Linked DNA regions of Homo sapiens: region 2 is linked to region 1. Evidence: read pairs that join two places in POLR2A ChIA-PET (ENCODE). Cell type or tissue: Caco-2. All regions are shown on one strand. Each heading gives the region's core, and the rest is flanking DNA. Links, peaks and the distances in the headings are about the cores only. Region 1 has its middle 12 kb from the start of EDAR. Region 2 has its middle 67 kb from the start of SH3RF3.

Region 1 (2,906 bases), core at 209-2,708:
AAAACAAACAAACAAAAACACCCAAAACCCCAATGGCAGGTCTAGCTTTAGAACCTGATCAGTGCCTGGTGCTTGAGGGACTCTCCCACCTGCTGGAGGGTGGCCGGGGAGCAGAGGGAACCTAGGTCCATGTGAGGTTAGAGAGATGGCTGGGCCAGGTTGTGAAGGGCTCGGTGCACTGAGGTGTGGTAATTAAGGCAGTGACCTAGGACTTTATTCCAAGGGCAGTGGGGAGCCAAGTCTTAAATGTGGAGGTGACCTGATAGGAAAAACATCATAGAAAGGCCACTCCAGCTGAGAGTGGAGGATGGAAGCAAGGAGACATTGGGAGAAGCCAAAGCAGTGGTTCAAGGGAGACATAGTGAGTGAGAAGGAGGCAAGTGTGGTGCCCTTTGCATTAAACCTAAGAGCCTAGCAAGCTGGGAAGTGGAATCCCGGCTCACAAGCGTAAGGAACCCAGGGGTGGACAGCTGGCCCCAGGCACCATTCCAGGAGCAAGCACAGGGCCAGGGCCAGAAACCTGGGTCCTCCTCTGGGGGCCTCCTGCATTGGTCGGCCTCTTGGAAGCATCGCCTGGAGGCAGGAGCAGAAAGAGTTGGGGGACAGCAAGGGTGCAGTGCAGCCATGGGACACAAGGGGCAGCAAATGGCAGCCACCAACTCCCTACTCTTGGATGGAAAATAGCTTTTTGGGCTCCGTTAAAGGCTTTAATGGGCTGGGCGCAGTGGCTCATGCCTGTAATCCCAGCACTTTGGGAGGCCGAGGCGGGCGGATCATGAGGTCAGGAGATCGAGACCATCCTGGCTAACACAGTGAAACCCTGTCTCTACTAAAAATACAAAAAAAAAAGCCAGGCGTGGTGGCGGGCGCCTATAGTCCCAGCTACTTGGGGGCTGAGGCAGGAGAATGGCATGAACCCAGGAGGCGGAGCTTGCAGTGAGCCGAGATTGCGCCTCTGCACTCTAGTCTGGGCGACAGAGAGACTTCATCTCAAAAAACAAACAAACAAACAAACAAAAACACAAAAAAACTTCAATGGCAAATTATAAAAATAAGCCCTCCTAAAGACAGTAGCGTGGAGAATTTAGGGCCAATTCTGTGTGTCTCCTTTCCAAAAGGGAGGCCAGGGGACATGAGGGATCTTCATGCAGCAGGGCCACAACGTGGCAGTCAGTAGCTGCTGTGCTCTTTGGTATGCCCACTTTTACAGGCACAGTGGGAGGGTCCCCCTCTCCCTTCTTGTCCAGCTCCTCTCTCTTGCCCATCCCTTTGCCACCAGCCAGCCATGGGGCTGGCCCAGCTCCTGCAGTTACTGCCTGCCACCCATCTGAGAGCCAGGCCTGGACTTGCCTGTTCTTGTGTGAAAGCTGCCCTGCCCCTACTGTGACCCCACGTGTCCTGGACGAGCCATTTCCTTGGCCTCAGCATTGGCCACATAGCTGATTGGGAGGAGCTTTCTCAGCTGAGGGTCCTGATTCTTTCTGTGATTGTCCCATGGTGCCAAAGACTGTGTGGTCTGGAGCTCAGCCTCAGGAGTGAATGGTTCCTGGACTTGCTGTGAGTGCCTTTACTTTTACACCCGCAGCACAGTTGATTCCTTTAGGATTTTCTTATACGAGCCACTCATGTAGCAATGAAACTCTGAGCACCCTTGCTGATAAGGAGAAAGTTATCAGAACCAAACAGGAAACCTACAATGGGGTGAGGGTTCTCTGATCTGCTCTTTACTTCCCCCTGGAAGGATGCTAAACTCAGAGGCTCACAGCACATGGAACCCAGTCCCTCACCTGGGCCTCAGGGCAGGGCACTGAAGGAATTCAGCACTCTGACCCAACAGTCTCGTCATCAGCTTGAGTCCTGGCTCTGCTCCTGACTAGGCACGTGACCTGGGACATATTCCTCATCCTGTGTGCCTCCGTTTTCTCAATGAGGTGATGGATAAGACTATCTCATAGGGTTGCAGTAAGGGTTGTATGAGATAAGTCACATAAAGTGCTTAGTGCCTGGCTCATGGGAAATGCCCAGTAATGCTGGACATTATTATTTCTTATTATATGTTGTTATTATCTCTCCAAGGCCTAACTCCTGTGCTCTTTTCCCAAGAAGCCGTCCCCAGTTTCCAACTGGAAGAAACTTGACCTGTTGCATGCTTTAAGGCTTTACTTTTTATTTATGTTTTGTTTATTTTGGGTTTTTGTTTGTTTGTTTTTGAGACAGGGTCTTGCTCTGTCACCCAGGCTGGAGTGCAGTGGCGTGACCATAGCTCACTGCAGCCTGCAGCCTCTGTCTCCCAGATTCAATCAGTCTTCCCACCTCAGCCTCCCGATAGCTGGGACTACAGGTGCACACCATTATGCCTGGCTAATTTTTAAATTTTTTGTAGAGAGGGGGTCTTGCTATGTTGCCCAGGCTGAGCTCAAACTCCTGGGCTCAAGTGATCCTCCCACCTCAGCCTCCTAAAGTGCTGGGATTACAGACATGAGCCACCGTGCCCGGCCTAGGACTTTATTTGCATTTCTCCTGTGGCTCTTGAGTCATCTACATCCAAATGTATTATTTGCCTCCTCATCTGGAACACCGTTATGGCCCTGACTCTAATTCCCAATAGGTTGAACTTTTCCCCAGGATACACACTCTGGATTCAGGTGCTTGCCCTGCAGATACGTTGCTGCATTTCTGCACTGTAGCTGTTCCCAGATCCAGTTTTGATAAAGGAAGCACAGATTTGTCTAAAACTTAGAGAAGGCCTTTGAGAGCAGGTCGTCATTTACCAGGCAGCAAGCAGCCTGGGCAAAGGCACATAAGATGGGACTGAACTAAACATTGCTGTGATGGACCCCAGGGCTGTGGAGCCACCTCTTACAGCCCTGGGTTCAAGCCCTTGACCTCTGCCACTGATGGAAAGT
Region 2 (2,906 bases), core at 132-2,631, 61 kb before region 1:
CATGCATGGGTATCTGTATCTCTTGTATGTGCCTGTGTGTGTGTACCCAGGTGCCTGCAGGGAAGTTCGAGCTGTTTGTTCCAATGCCAGTTCTACAGCCATTGAGCAAGAAACCCCGGGACGGTTCCCTGTCGCGCCTGTGGAGCAGCAGACAGCAGGTGTTTCTGGCCGACTTGCAGCCACGCGGGGGCCTCTGCTGCATTCATCCTCCATGCGCTCGTTTCTGAAGCTGCATGCCTGCTGAAGGAAAGGCCACAGCAAAGCCAGGCGCTGCTGATGTGGACCCTACTGTGTCGAGATCTCCCAGGGCTCCTGAAGGAGAGAAAAGAAAACCCAGGCACAGGGCATTTTGTGAGGGAGGGAACAGGAAATGCTCAAAGGTTCCACCGTAATTTGAAGCAAGATCAAAAGCCCCAGGAGTGGGTGGCTCTCCAGCATCTTCCCAGCCCCCGGGGATATACAAGCATAGTTGGAAGACCTCCAGGTCTCACTCAGAGCCCAGGGACCCAACAGGCACAAGCCAGAGGGGGAGGATGTGTCTGCACAACCCTAGGGGAATGGCATGGGAGGGTCTCAGGTTGGCATGGTGGTGGGGGGCACACACTCCAGCAGGTGGACAAGGCGAGGAAGGCGCTGCCAAGAAAGGAGAAAGGGGACATCAAGGAGGTGGCTCCTGTCCTGAGGCCGTAGGCCCTGGCTCTTCTGGCACAGGGTCAGCGTGGGTGGGTGGGCTGCCTGCAGTTGGCACCAGCTCTGTCTGCACAGGTGGTCGCCCTGAGGCAGGCAGAGGCAACAGCCTGCCAGCCCCCTTCACCTCCACCCGCTCCCAGGGCCCCCAACACATCCCTCCACCCCCTCACCATCCCAGCACCCCCACCCCATCCTAGCATCCCTGGGATCAAAAGCAAATGGATTTTTCTTCCCCAGGACTCCAGAGCAGTCTTGCACTGTGCTCTGTCTCACGAGAGAGGGCACTGTCCATGAGGATTCGCTGTTCGGAAGGAGGTGTAAGGCCTGCTGTCCTGCCTTCTCCAAGCTTTGGGCCCCTCATCTGTAAATGGGAAAAATGCATCCACCTGAATAGGGGCTTTGGGGACAGGAGGGGGCATCAGGGGACTTTCCTGGGTGTGGAAATCTGTCTTGATCTGAGTGGTGATGACTCAGGTGCATGCACATGGAAAAATCCACCCGGCTATACACACAAGATCATGCACTTTACCAGGAGTGCAAGCCAGGGACTGGCTTAGAAACTAGTGGAAGAGGCCCCTCCAATGCGGTCTGGTTGAAGGGGCCCAGGGTGTGTCTCTTCCTCAGACACATCCATTCCAGCCTTACTCCCTCTGTCGCTGATGCAGGAAATTCAACTATTACAAATGACTGCCCTTGGCTTAAAGCTGTGTCTCCAACTGGTAGGAAGAGTAACATGTTTCCTTATCTCACCTGCACTTTAGACTCTCAGAGGAGGGAAGTCAGGGGTGGAGAACAAGATCTGAAAATATATTTTCCTTGCCTGATAACTTTTATCCAAAGTGAAAGGCTTTGCTTGTCCCTCTGGGAGAGGGAGAGAAACAGATTGAGAAGGGACAAGCCTGCCTGCCTGGCCCTGCCCAGCCATTCTGCCTCCCTCCCCTGCAAGCCAGGAAACCAGACTTTCGGGGCTGGAGGGTCTGTGAGGATGACAGGAGGGCTGGACATTTGGGACCCTAATGAGGGAGGGGTAGGCTCAGGGACAAGACATCCACTCTGACAGCCACACGGTCAGCTGACCCCCACTGCTGGGAATGCATGCATGGCTCCAGTCGCATCCCACACTGGATGGGCATCACCTCTGCTTGAATCAACCAAAGGGAAACAAGTCCACGGGCCCACCAGACCTTAAATGCAAGGCTTGAAAATGAGGTCAGTGCCCCACATTCTGATAATATGGATTGACTACTTTTTAATGTCCAAAATTGTACACTCTCCCATAATCTTTTGTAGAAAATTCACAACATCCAAGGCTACTATGAACTGAGGAATATTTTTCTATTATTGCACTTATTATTGCATTTATTAGCCATGACAATATCAACTAGTGTTTGAAATATAGTGAGTGTGCATGATGAATGGTTTCATTGGGTAGGCTAGTAGGAAACCTCAGTGTCTCCCTGTTCTTTCCCTGAAGTCTTCCAAGTCCAGGGGCCCTGAGGGCTTGCCATGCACACAGGCTGCTTGCAAACCCACCAAGCAAGCACACACAGACCCAAAGAGATGAGCAAGATGACTCCAAAGGAAGGAAAATCAGCAATGACAAATGATGTCAAGGAAACCATCCCTGTGCTGAATGAGCCTCTTGGCTTTTCCTTAACATATATTTTTACACTTACCTAAAATTTCCCAGAAATGTTGCTTCAAGAGGGCATTCAGCCTAAGCTTGGGAATCTGTGTGCATAGGTGTTTGTGTGCATAAGTACACACACTCTCACCAAGAATCAACTTACATTGCACAGCTCCCAGGGTTTTCCTTGGACAACAGCAAGTGACTGAGAAGGACAGCCTTCTCTGACCTACAAACTTTACATCCTATAGACCTTCTATTAACAGAGGACACTATGAAACCACTATTATTCAAGCAGAGGACAAATAGGTTTCTTCATATCTAGTTCTTCATAGAAATGGAGCAAGTTTGAAGCGCTTACTAGAAGGATGTCCTGTAACCTAAAAATATTAATACCTGCTTCCTTAGGGTGCTGGACTATGAGTAATCTCCTAATTTTTCTTTTGACTTTTTCTAAATTTTCTATAATAAGCATGTAAATTAACTATGAAGACATATATGTTATATATATGACACATATAACATTTATAAAGAAATTATAATCTCAGAGAAAATCACAAAATGTGAGAAGGTAGTTAAAGACCCAACA

What was found. ChIA-PET counts read pairs that join two places held together with the same protein. Peaks named below come from ENCODE experiments on the same cell type or tissue, not always from the same donor. Only the 100,000 strongest peaks of a DNase experiment are listed, where the experiment ranks them.
Region 2: POLR2A ChIA-PET joins it to region 1 with 5 read pairs; 4 of 35 experiments call an interaction of 5 or more read pairs at or near these places.

Annotation. Positions count from the first base shown.
Region 1 is chr2:108,999,837-109,002,742 of GRCh38, reverse strand. It overlaps a transcript of RANBP2 not described here. Among named protein-coding and RNA genes, the nearest start is that of EDAR, 12 kb to the right of the region's middle. In Caco-2, for the core only: a CTCF peak has its summit at 626; no DNase peak of the experiment used is centred there.
Region 2 is chr2:109,060,773-109,063,678 of GRCh38, reverse strand. It overlaps a transcript of RANBP2 not described here. Among named protein-coding and RNA genes, the nearest start is that of SH3RF3, 67 kb to the left of the region's middle. In Caco-2, for the core only: no CTCF peak of the experiment used is centred there; DNase peaks (open chromatin) are centred at 169 and 1,278.